2 separate regions of the Homo sapiens genome follow, and region 2 is linked to region 1. Evidence: chromatin contacts called from ENCODE Hi-C data. All regions are on one chromosome and are shown on one strand. The core of a region is the stretch at or near the end of the contact, and the rest is flanking DNA. Distances in the headings are between cores, read along the strand shown. Region 1 holds the start of NEIL3 (nei like DNA glycosylase 3). Region 2 overlaps LINC01098 (long intergenic non-protein coding RNA 1098).

Evidence for each region. A loop is a pair of places that touch in the nucleus more often than their neighbours do. Pooled maps may share reads with other maps.
Region 2: a loop to region 1 is called in a pooled map, with 8 times the contacts of the local background. The contact joins the enhancer-like site here to the promoter of NEIL3 in region 1. A Hi-C loop is called at or near these places in 4 of 37 single-sample maps with no recorded cell type and 7 of 50 pooled maps.

Annotation. Positions count from the first base shown.
Region 1 is chr4:177,307,627-177,314,134 of GRCh38, reverse strand. NEIL3 (nei like DNA glycosylase 3) reads right to left here and starts at 4,261. Exons shown (of 10, transcript NM_018248.3): 1 at 4,026-4,261. The coding sequence starts at 4,181. RefSeq lists an enhancer at 4,091-4,180 and a silencer at 4,261-4,380.
Region 2 is chr4:177,739,486-177,745,806 of GRCh38, reverse strand. All of the region lies in intron 2 of LINC01098 (long intergenic non-protein coding RNA 1098), which reads right to left. Among named protein-coding and RNA genes, the nearest start is that of LINC01098, 14 kb to the right of the region's middle. Within about 2 kb of position 5,031, at least 2 of the 41 ENCODE cell types and tissues checked have a DNase peak (open chromatin) inside an H3K27ac peak, as active enhancers do.

The DNA of each region.
Region 1 (6,508 bases), core at 3,012-5,511:
GCATGTTCTCTAAATTATTTAGAAATCCCCTTCAGATGCTTAAAGAAATGAGCCTCATTTTGCTGGAAAATGAATCTCTGTAGATTAGCTCATTTCTTTAAATAATGGCAATAAAATGAGCCACGATTTTTTTCCCCCACTTTGAAGAAGGAAAATTTACTACCTGGTTTATATTCTGGTAGTAGGAATTTCCATATAACATGCACAACAAAATATACACATTCTCATAATGAAAGAGTCCAAATGGAATTTATTTCTAAATCTTTAATCACTTTGCACTATTCAAAACCTTGTTCTTCTCCATCCATTCAACTTTTATTAAATGTCTCCTCAGTTCCTGACACTGTGAAGCATATATAACGATAAATAGCTGGCATATTAAATACATGTATCAAATTTTAAGGAGTGATGGAAATAATCAGACCATGTTTCAAATAAAATGAATGCTTATAAACTGTTTCATATCCTGTTTTGTGAGATTGAAAACACATGCAGATTAAATATGATTTCACTAAAATATTGTATCCACCCAACAATTAAAATCAAAGGATTGACTCTTCAAAGCTCATTAACCAGATATGTTCATTTATATTCCAATATTGTTTCTTACCATAAGTTTCCACAATCTCCAGCAGAGTTTTATGCAATTTGCTTATACTGTTGCACAATTTTATGCTGACAAGACAGTGGATCACGACTCAGAAAAATAATATAGTACATCCATGACTAGCAGATGCTGGGATCTTCTATGGCTAGGTTTTCTCAAAATGAGGATCAGTTGTCACAGGCAGACATGCATTCAAGTGTGTTCTCTATAAACTTTATACTGTAACAAAGAGGAATGCTATATGACACAGTAACAGTCCATTATGGCAATAACTACTGAAGTAGTGTTTTTTGGTTTGTTTTTTGGTATGATTATCTGAGGTTTAAATATTTTATTTTGAATGCCCATTAAATATTTCTTTAGCTCTCATTAGTAACTTTTTCCATGTTTACTGCACTGTAAAGAATGCAGTATGCAGTTATTAAATTATTTTTAAATGCTGCCTTGTGAAAACTAATCATTTCAAGCCAGTAGCAGAAACATTTAAATAGCTTTAACTCTTTGGCATAAATGCCTAGGAGACATGGGATCATCTGCTACAGTAATGATCTTGCCAGAGGTTTGTGACAACCTACCATGTTTTAATGAAATTTACTATGGATCCCTCTAAAATGCAAAAGACTCTTCATGTTTACAAAAGGTTATAATTATGTTTTTTTTTTCAGATCAAAGTCCCAGAAAATGAAGCCATAGTAAATTATTTAGAAATTTACCAACAGCCTCAAAGAATGTATTCCTTCCATATTGATTTTAAAATCCAGTGTCCATAGAACCAGATTCCTGATACTAACCACAAAGACCTATTCCAATTTTTAATGCCTCTTTCTATCAAGGTATCAAAAATAATACCTTTAAATGCCAGGCTTTTTATGTGTGGGGTATAACTTATTGAATATTGCTGCCAAGTGATGTTAATAATTGCCTAACCATTACTGACGCATTTGTATTATATTATCAGGCTGCACTCTTTTGTGCAATCCAAACATGGCCATAGAAGCTGTTAGAAGAGAATTATCAGAATAGATATAAGAGAATTGACTCAACCGAACAAAACTAAAAATGGTGGTAGACACAGCCAAAAATCCAAGATTGCACTTTTCTATTTAATAAATAACCACTACTATATACTGAGCATTATGGTGTTCTTACCGTTGTATGCTAAAAAAGCAATAAAGATCCTACTGAATCTTTTATGGCTGAGAGGAGCTATGGCATGGTTAAGAGGGTAGGCTTTGGAGTTTTAAAGAAAAATCAAACCCTGGTTTAGCCCCTTACTAGACATGTGATCTTGGGCAAATTTACTTAAAGTCACTCTGAGCCTCATATGCCTCATCTGTAGAATCAGGTTAATCCTTTATCATAGGGTTATCCTTTTTCATGACTGAATGAAATGTAAAAGCATCTCATGCCATACCATCAGAGATAATCACAACAAAACTTAAAAGGAAATGTTTAAGCTATTTTTCCTAAATACCAATGAGGTGATATTTATTTAAAACATTAGGTTGGACTCTCACAGCAGAAAGCATATCCTACTCATCTTCGTATCCGCAGGAGCTAGCATAAAACCTAACACAAAATACGTTGTGGTTGAATGATGTAAATGATGATATCCCTAAGTATATTCATGTCATATCCATTGCTTAGCCCTCCCATCATAGTGATTCTCTTGTCTTCATCTCCACCACCAGCACTTGACCCCAAATTTGTCACCTGGATTTCTGCAGTCGACTCCTAAATGAGAGGGCAGTGTCTACTCTGGCTTTCTTTCAGTCTTTTTCCTGTTCCAATCCCTGAGCTGCATGGCTTCTACTCACCCTGCACACCTCAGCTTTTTTTTTTTTTTTTTTTTTGAGACAGAGTTTCGCTCTTGTTGCCCAGGCTGGGGTGCAATAACGCGACCTCAGCTCACTGCAACCTCCACCTCCTGGATTCAAGCGATTCTCCTGCCTCAGCCTCCTGAGTAGCTGGGATTACAGGCATGCACCAGCATGCCTGACTAATTTTTTATTTTTGTAGGGATGGAATTTCTCCATATTGGTCAGGCTGGTGTTGAACTCCCAACCTCAGGCGATCTGCCCACCTCAGCATCCCAAAGTGCTGGGATTACAGGCATGAGCCACTGCACCCGGCCCACACCTCAGCTTTGCTACTTCCCTGGGGAAGCCTTCCCAGGTCTTCCTACAAGTCCTTAAAGAATCGTGTATCTCTCCTTCACAGAACTTATTAATTTATATTTCTTTAGGTGATTATTTAATGAATGTCTTTGTGTCTTCCCAACTGAAGTATAGGCTCCAAAAGAGGAAGTATTTGTTTTTGCTCCCCAGGTGTCTTGAGTATTCAAAATTTTATTGAATGAGTAATTTTCATAAATATTAATATTCTTAAGAAACCATCTAAAATCCATCTCTGTGGTACCCTGAAACGATTTTAGAAACACTATAACAATAATAAAAAAAAATAGGTACAGAGTACTTACTGGCATATCAAGTCAAAATAAACAAAAGGGCAATTGGAAGGAGATGTAAAACTTATTTTTTCCCAAGTTTGAAAATATATTTTCTTAGACTTAGAACCTCATTTCTTTCAAGTTGTAAGCATATGCTAATTTCATAGCAGGCAACTTTTTCTTCCAGGACCAAAGGCTATAAGAAGCTTTGCAGAAGAAATTGAAATACAGTGCAATATTGCATGTAGGCATGAAATACAATCATCCATACATCTAGAGGGCTTTTAAAACATGATGCCTTAATCAGAATATTTTTAGTACAAGTTCTGGCCAAATGAATACCACATCGTCTGCAATGAATGCCTGAGTGGCAAGAAGCTGTGCTAGTTTACTTTAAAAAGAAATAAATTCACTTAAGGGAACCAGAACTGGGTTTCATTGCCCCTTAATTAGATGGCAATATGAAGTTGAGTGAGAAGTTAGTGCTAAATTTTCTACGTGTAGTTTTAGAATTATATACTAGTTGTGATATACTTACCAATTGCAGATTAGCCAAGCAAGAAAGTAGAATTTTATGCTAAAAGCTTAAAATGGGACGAAGAAAACATATCAGAGGTAGCAGAGATTTGATAATATCAATAGTAAAAAATGCAGCTGTAGACATGGGAAACCATGTGTGTATCATAAAGAAGTTAAGTAAGGTGACTCGGATAAAACACCTTCACTGGATTCCCCTAGGGCATCTTGCTCCGGCAGCGTGAGCCCAGAACGCTAGCCCTCCTCTCCTGCGCAGGCGCGCTAGGACCGACTTCTCCCTACAGTAAAGTGACGATAAACTCTGTGAAAGGTGGGACCCCAGGAAACCTGGGCCAGAGCAAAGAGATGACACTTTAAATCCTGGAACCCTGATGGGGTCTTTATTCCATTTCCCCCCTGCTGACTGCATGGCCTGTTACAGGAGTAGCTCACCTGCGGGGAGACCACAACCGTGGAGGCTGCGAGCCGCAAGGCGCGGCCCTGCAGACTCCGCAGAGCGCTTCCCCGCACGCCGGTCACCGCCTGGCCCGGGAGCACCCGCGCGCGAATCTTCTCTCCATTCAGAGTACAGCCTGGTCCTTCCACCATCTCTGTGGCCGGCACTGTGGCCCACCGATTGCAGGGCCTGGTGAGAATACCGCTGTGCAACTCAACGCTGCGCGGGCACTGACCGCACGCAGAGGAAATTCAAATCTCGCGCGCGTCTGGCCCCGCCCAGGCCCCGCCCAAACAGCACCCTAGCTGTTGAGGTCGCTCCCTACGGCGCATGCGCTGTGGTTCACCCCCGCCCTAGGTCTTGCTGTGGGTTTATTAAGAAAACGCAAACGCGCGTGGGGCGGGGGGCGTGGAGGACAACTAACTAGGCTGAACTGTAAAAGCAGAAGAAATTGGGACTTGGAAAGCTCTGAATGTATTTTCTTTGCGTTAAAGTTTTGCCCTTGTCTTTGAGCTACTTAGTATACACACATTTTCTGATCTGGTCCTCTTAATCTGTCCTTGTCTGTGACAGGACAGATATGTCACAGACAATCTTGTTTTTGGCTCTGTTTTTGGCATGCTATATTCGGACGTGGGTGGGATAAGAGAAACGAAGAAGAGGGTTTTTGGAACAAACAGCAGAATATATTCTAGTGTCTATATTTAAAAACTCCATTATTAGATAGTTAAGTGAGCCCTACCTAAGTGCATGCATCCATTTTGTAAGGGGACGCCCCAAGATGAAAGCTATATGAAATTGCTTTGTTAAACGTAGAGGTTTATATAAATTTGAGGGTAATGCGTAGCTTTTCAAATTTACCCACAACCCTAACCAAAGATGCATGCATACATATAAATCTATGAAGTTTATGACTCCATATAGTTTTGTAAATTATAAAGTGTATTCTTTTTTGAAAACTGAAATACTACACATTAAAACAGAATGTCAATTTCTAAGTGATTTCATAAGCATAGCACTGTGCTGCCGTTAAACCACAAGAGCATATACACAGGTGGTTGCTGACTTAGGATGCCCCAGCGTAACAGTGTTTTGACTGTATGATGGTGCAAAAGTGACACACAGTAGAAACTGTACTTTGAGTACTCATATAGCCATTCTGTTTTTCATTTTCAGTACAGTAGTCAATAAATTATTCAACACTTTATTATAAAATATGCTTTGTGTTAGGTGATTTTTCCCAACTGTAGGCTAATGTAAGTGTTCTGAACACATTTAAGGAGGGCCTCGTGAAGCTATGATGTTTGGTAGGTTAGATATATTAAAGGCATTTTCGACTTACTGTATTTTCAGTTTACAACGGGTTTATCAGGACATAACCCCATCGTAAGTTGAGGAGCATCTGTATACTAGAGAGTTGAATTTGAATATACTGAAGACTTGATTGAAATTTTGAAAAGTATTAAATCTTTCCTTTGCAGGGAGAGATTAGTGATCAAAAGTTGGCTGGATCAATTTCAGGACTATTTGTACTTTACTCCCTTGTTCAATTCAATAATCTCTGTCCTTTGATGGAGAAAAGTCCTATATACCTTCTCCTCTTTCAGCGTTGTACTAGTTATTTATTGTTACCTCATCAATTATCCCATTTGTTATTTCAAAGTTTCTGTGGGTCAGGAATTTGGCAATAGTCTAGCTAGCCAGAGTCATCCTGGCTCAGCATTTCTCAAGAGGTTACAGTTAAAATATTAGCCAAGGCTAAAGTGCCCCAAAGGCTTTTTGTAGCTAAAAGATCCACTTCCGAGATGAGTCACTTGCATGGCTGTTGGCAGGAGGCCTCAGTTTCTCACCTCTTGTGTCTCTATAGTGCAGCTCGGCTCTTCTAATGACATGGCAGCTGAGAGTGTGATCCAAGAGAGAAGTCAAGGAGAAAGCTGCAATGCCCTTTATTACTTAGTCACCCTTTATTACTTAGTTTACTATGGTAACTTACTTCTTATTCCATTCATTAGAAGCCAGTCATTAAATACAGTGCATTCACAAGGGGAGGGGAATTAAGCTGTGATTTGAAAGGAGGGATATCAAAGAGCTTGTGGACAAATTTAAAAAATATCAACCTGTTCATTTATCTGATTCACCTCATTTCTCTTTAAGGTGTTGTGTACTGTGCACATTTGGGTCAAATACGATCTTTAATTAGTAAGAGTTGGGGACTGACACTGAAGGCATTAAGAGATTTCACTGGCGTGACTGAAAGGCGGAGTCAGATTTTGTTTTGTTTTGTTGGCTGGAGTGCAGTGGCCTGACCTTGGCTCACTGCAACCTCCACCTCCTGGGTTCAAGCAATTCTCTTGCCTCAGCCTCCGATGTAGCTGGGATTACAGGCACCTACCACCACGCCTGGCTAATTTTTGTATTTTTAGTAAAGACGGGGTTTCACCATGTTGGCCAGACTGGTTTTGAACTCCTGACTTCAAGG
Region 2 (6,321 bases), core at 3,782-6,281, 430 kb before region 1:
TCTCCACTAATACATAAAGCTTGGAGATTTATGTTTTAGGATAAATGTAAGTTATCTACAGAAGAATCTTATCAAAGTGAGTAAATCTGGACTTGTCAATAGGGTGCAAATTGACATTATGCCACTCCATTGGTTTGACTCTAGTAGCTCACCAAGAACCTTACAAAACATTTCCTAAATTGCTGTGTCATTTTGCCATGCTTAGTCTGCACAGCAACCAGATTTATAATCAATTTTTTGTAGCGTAAACGTGAAAGAAGAGATAAAACGGTAAAGACAACTGAGAAGATGACTTTTCTCTCTAAATCCATAGCAGTTCGGGAGTCTCCAGTGGATTTAGGAATATCATAAAATTTGGCACAAAATATCTGACAATTATCTACGATGGTACTTGTCTTTATTTCTAATTTTATACTTAATGGTATAATGTGTCTAACTGAATTTTGAGTGTTTCATAGTTAGGCATATGGCTTTCCTAAACAGTTTGGCAATTGCTAGTTACCATGGAACCTACGAAAGAGGACTCCATTCCCATCTACGCAAGCTTTCAGTAACATGACACTATGCAAAACAAGGACTACCTACATTTAAGATTTTACATTGTGTAGGTAGGTGACTTAAATAAAAAGCTGTCTCAACATTTAAAGTATTCATGTTATATAGGCTTATCCCTTAAAAATTTCTTTGGAAAATGTTTTGAATTACAACGCAAAAAATGAGGAGCTTACAAATACATTGCCTATTTTTTTAGATGTGTAGGCAGGGCAGATATATGCTCTTGCACTGGACTGAAATACCCAGTGATTACCAATGTACAACAGATGGAAATGCTGAATGCTAAGTAACATATCCTCTTGATTACTGTACTTTAAAGTATGTGAGATTTATTATAAGCCTAATTCTAATTCAATGAATGCCATCAACAGATTGCATGATGGGTCATTTTCACCATGGGGTGTAAAAGAATTACTAAGAAAGTTGACAGGCAAAGCTTATTAGAAAACAATCATCTTGTAAATTTGATTAATGGCACTTGCGAATTCACATTTATTCAAAATAATGTTTTCTGTACATACGGTGACATGGGGAATCTTAGGCCACCCCCTGGGAAAACATAATGAAGATAAGCAGCTTTTCAAACCCAATTTTGATGCTTTGCAATTAAAAAAAAACAGTCTAAGTACTTGAATTAAAACAAATCTGTCACTGAAAAAGGCATTTTTTTTAATCCAATGGCAAGCCAGTGCACTTAGCCAGCTTATGGATCCAATACTCAACTGATCTTAGGAGTGAAGGCAGAGTTCATGACTGCCCTGCCATGGAGGCCTCACGGTTCCTGGGCAGCCCCTACATAGTCCCACTGCCCATTGAAATAAGCGTATCCTCTCCTGCCTATGGGTCAAGATGGAGGGGGAGGCTCAAAACCCTTCATCTATCAACACTGACCCCATATTCTGAGCTATGAAATTTTCATTGCCAAGTCTTCGCTATACGAGCAACAATCATGGGTGCTTAGATACTGGTTTCCCAGAAGAAACCAAGATCACTGATTACAATTAAGCAATTTGTGTCCACAATTAGGCCCCAGGTTATTTGATCAGAGAACGTAGGAGAGAGAAGGCAGCCTTCCGTCTTCAACTACAGTGATTTCATTACTTCAGGCTCTGGATCAGTGCTGTCAAGTAGACACACAATGCAAGCCACAAGTAGAATTTTAAGTTTCTAGTAACCGTATTAAAAAGTAAAAAGAAACAAGTGAAATTACTTTAACAGGAATGTTTTAGCCATATATATTTTATCTTTTATATGAATATGTATAATTCTTTTTTCATACTAAGTCTTCAAAGTCAGTATGTATTTTACATTTAGAGCACATCTCAATTCAATCTAGCCATAATTTAAGAGCTCCGTAGCAAGATATGGCCAATGGCTACCATTTGTACAGCACAAATGCTGATGGTATCTAATATCTAAGCTCCATTATTTAGTTTGTGTTATGTTTAATCAAAACCAGAGTAATTAGTAGTTAAAACCTTGGAAAACATATTGATAGGATACATTCCCTAAAAGAAAAAGTATGGAAATCTGAGTGTAACTTTGTGCAGATAATAAAAACCAAAACATGTCTATCCAAATCCAGATGTTTTGCCCAAACCATAATGCCAAAATTCATTTAGATGATTGATTGCAACTTTTACTTTTCATCAACAATAGCAATAAAATGATGCTCTGTAATTTATCTTGTTAATTTAGCATGGAAATCACAGCAGCTATTTTAGGCCCAGTCAAATTTTAGATACTGAATGGTGTGGATTATACATCAATACTGATGTAATTGTACAGAAGGATGCAATTTCCTTTTTTCCTTTATGATCAAAAGCTCTAAGTTTCTCTTTTAATTCTCAAAAATCTCCTTGTACTTCGTAATTTTGTGATTTACTTCTTGTCTCATTTTTCCTTGTCTACCAATCTTAAGATGAAATCTCAAAAATTGATTTCAGAAGACTTAGCTTTTTCTTTCTCTCATTCTATATAAGAGAAAACATGTAATATTCTTAATTTAGATAGGATTTATATATTTATAATACCAACTTTGATTATTATGTGTACTGTGTATACTTTAATTTGAAACAAGACTCAATAGCAAGGCAAAAAAATATTTTAAAAGTGCATTTTATTGATCTGTAGCTAATATTAGTTGTTTCTTATCTAAAGTAGGGCTTTACTCTTTTGCATTCTAACTTGGTTTTATCTTCAAATATTTTATGTCATAAACACCAAACACTTAAACCCAGAATCAGGATTTTAAACATATGTGCTCAACCCCTTTTCTATTCTACATTTGTAGTTCCACATAAAATTATTTCTACTTACTCTCTCTCCCAGTGGCAGTTCATGATCTTCAGTTTCTAACATTTAATACCAGGCTTTCCTCATCACTAAAAAGCCTGCCTGCCTTCTTCATTTAACATTGGTCAATTTGTATCTATCCTTCAAAGTCCCACATCAAATATTTCTTTGGAAATTATTTTTTTTCAGAGCACTGCAGCATAGAACTCTCTCCTACCTCTGACCTTTTCTAGTATTTACTAGAAGTATTTAGTAATTATTTTAATCAGGATTTTTAAAAAGCTGAATTAACAACAAAAAAATCTATAGAAACAAGAACAAAACAAGCAATGTTGCCTAACTTTCAACAATTGCAGCTGTTACTAGCAGGATGAAAGGCCACTCAGAGGATTGAGGGAAAGGGTGAATAACTGAGGGAGGAGAATAGGGTCTGAAGGCAGGGAACCTAAGCTCAATATTCACTGACTTCCTAGAATTGAATCAAAAAGAAAACCCCACCTCTCCATGTCCAAGTAACAAAAGGATCAGAGGTAACCCCCACTTTCAGCCTGAAGATTAAAAAATGGAGAGGACTTCTGATGGGTCACCTCCTGCAACCAGACCGGTGGTGGGCCACTCCTTCATTTACGTAGGGTGTAACCAACTAACAAATGGGAAGAGGGTATTTAAACCTCAGAAAATTCTGTAAGCAGTGCTCTTGAGCCGCTTGCTGGAGCCTACCACCACTCCATGGAGTGTACTTCCCTTTCAATAAACCTATGCTTTCATTGCTTCCTTCTTTTGTTGTTTTGTTTGGGCATTTTGTCCAATTCTTTGTTCAAAATGCCAAGAGCCTGGATGACCCATAGTCAAGACCCTCCACTGGTAACACAACCATCCTCAGACTAGATAGGAACATACAGCTATCAGAAGGGACCACTACGCAAGCTTATAGGTACCTTGACAGAGCTCATCATTTATGAATGTTTTAACCTTGTACCAATTTAGCCTCAATGTCCCAGGTGAGAGATACTATTGGCCAGGATCACCTGTCTGTCATTTGGCTGTCAACAGTATAAAAAGGGTATCTAACAAAAATATACTACCGAGACTCTAACGGAAAAACACAAGCACCTTGCTATTCCACCTTACCGAGGTAGAAAAGAGTGCTCCTCCTCGAGGAAACCAGGATGATATTAAAAAGGGTGAAAAAACAGATGACGAGTGGAAACACAAATAATGATCACAACTCAGTAGTTACCTATTTAATATATTGCACTGTTAGTTATCCTTAATGGTTGCTTAACTTTCTATACATAGGCTATTTTTCTCATTAAAGTGGAAATTTCTTAGGAATTTTATGCTTCTTAGTATCTTCTACAATGCCTTATATATAATAGGTTCCTAATGTATTCTTTCCATTCTTTTCCTTACTATGAACGTTAGCAAGTATTTTTACTCCAACGGAAAATGTTTCTAATTAACCTAAGTGTGGTAAACATGCACATGTTGACATGTATAAATGTATATGTTCATATTCACTCTTTTGCGTGTGTCAGTTTAGTTCAGTTCAGCAGATAGAGTATACTTTGTAAAAAATAGAGTACCTATTCTCTGAAAGCAATGTACTAAGCTGGGGCCAAAAGGATGAAAAAGATGTCCCTGCCCTCAGGTCCTGTGCTTTTATGTTTTCTGTTTTTAGAAAATAATTACTATAATAAATCATGGTCTAACAACGTGTATTTTTAAATGCTCTCAGTTTTGTTTCTAGAAATTCAGAATGCCTGAGGATTTGAAGGACATTTTTATTATAACAAAGGGGAAAAAAATTCTCATAAAAGCAGACAGCTAATGCTTACTTTAGTCTTCATAGCACAAAGAAAGCTGGCATTATTTTTCTTTCTAGAATTAGTTTTATGTATGTAGTTAACTATAAATATTATTTCTAATTATATTTTCAGAAATGAAAAGTTCACAAATAACGTCCAGCATGTAATTTCACTATATGTCACTGTTTTTTGATTTATGACCTTTCTGAAGCCAGTTTTAAAGAATTCTATATAATAACTATTTGCCTTTTTATTTAAATACATTTATTTATGTAACTAATGATGATTGAACACTCACTTGTAGAAGCTGTAACAGTAAGTATTTCTGGGACCAGAAACCTGAGGTATAACATAGTATGCCTTGAAGAGTTTCACTTTTCAACGGAAATGATAAATCATATCCACAAATGACTAATACCAGATAGTATCTAAAAATTTGTATGAGACAGTTAAGGAAACTCTATAAAGAGTTCATAGAACAGATTTCTGTGCACCCTGCTTAGAGAAGCTTTCCCAGGTGAAGTAACAGATGAGCTGGATTTAAAGGTTCCATTCTAGCTTTCTAGTCTCATCTACTGGTTATCCCCCTACTCCCTTCTTCTCTCGTCTAATTACGCATTAAAATTATGCCTTGCACTGTCTTTAACTCTTTGCTCTTATTAAGGTAAAACTCTAATATCCTTCTTATCATTTAGGGTTCAATTCATTCAAACTGGATTTATTGAGTTTGTAATATATTCCAAGCACTGTCCCATGGAACGTCACTTCCAAAAAAATGACCCAGTCTCTGCCCTCAATGAGTTCAGAAAAAAATATTGTAAAAACAATCACACAGCTCTAGGAGAGGTATACATGAGATTCCTTAACAGTGGAAGTGAGTTGTGGAAGGTTTACCTGAAATTGAAGTGGCTTAGATGGTGATAAGGGAAGGCCTTCACAGAGAAGGTGGAATGGATTAGAACCTTAAACATTGAGTATTCCTGGCAGACAATTGTAGTTTGAATAGCATTATAAAAAATAGCTAAGGAAGTATATAAATAGGCTGTATTCCACCACTGGTAGAGTAAGACTCAAATCCAATATTAAACTTTACCTGACCGGCGGTACATTCTAGCAGGAAAATAGGGATCACACGGAGGTAGTCAAAAAGAGAGCCAAGAAAACTCACCTGCTTATGTCACTGGAAATGTCTCTCTCTATTCTTATTTAAAAAGTTATGTTGCATGAAATTTTAGTTTGGCAATTGCTTTATTTTTGTTTTAATTCTGACCAGACTCTAACACATTATGTATTGTGGACTATGTTTCCATAAGGCTTTTAAAATATGGTCATCTAAAACATAATAAATCCATGTCATTTGATTTTTTAAAATTTGCAGATCACTGCTCATACTATCATTCTATTGATACTGACAACCGTCATTAAGTCAAATGTTTCTAATTTCCAATTTTAAAAAATAAATGCTAGAGTTTAGTACTTACAGAAGTAGACCTGGCTAAAAATTAAGAGATCATAAATCTGTCACTGACAAGAAATTACCTATAAATCACAAGTTGTTAATGCAAGATTTTCTCCAATAATTTGTTAGCTAAAGTATAAAAGACTCAGCATTTTCTCCGGAGTTTCAAGAAAAGAATGCACAATACAATAGCAATAGCACTGG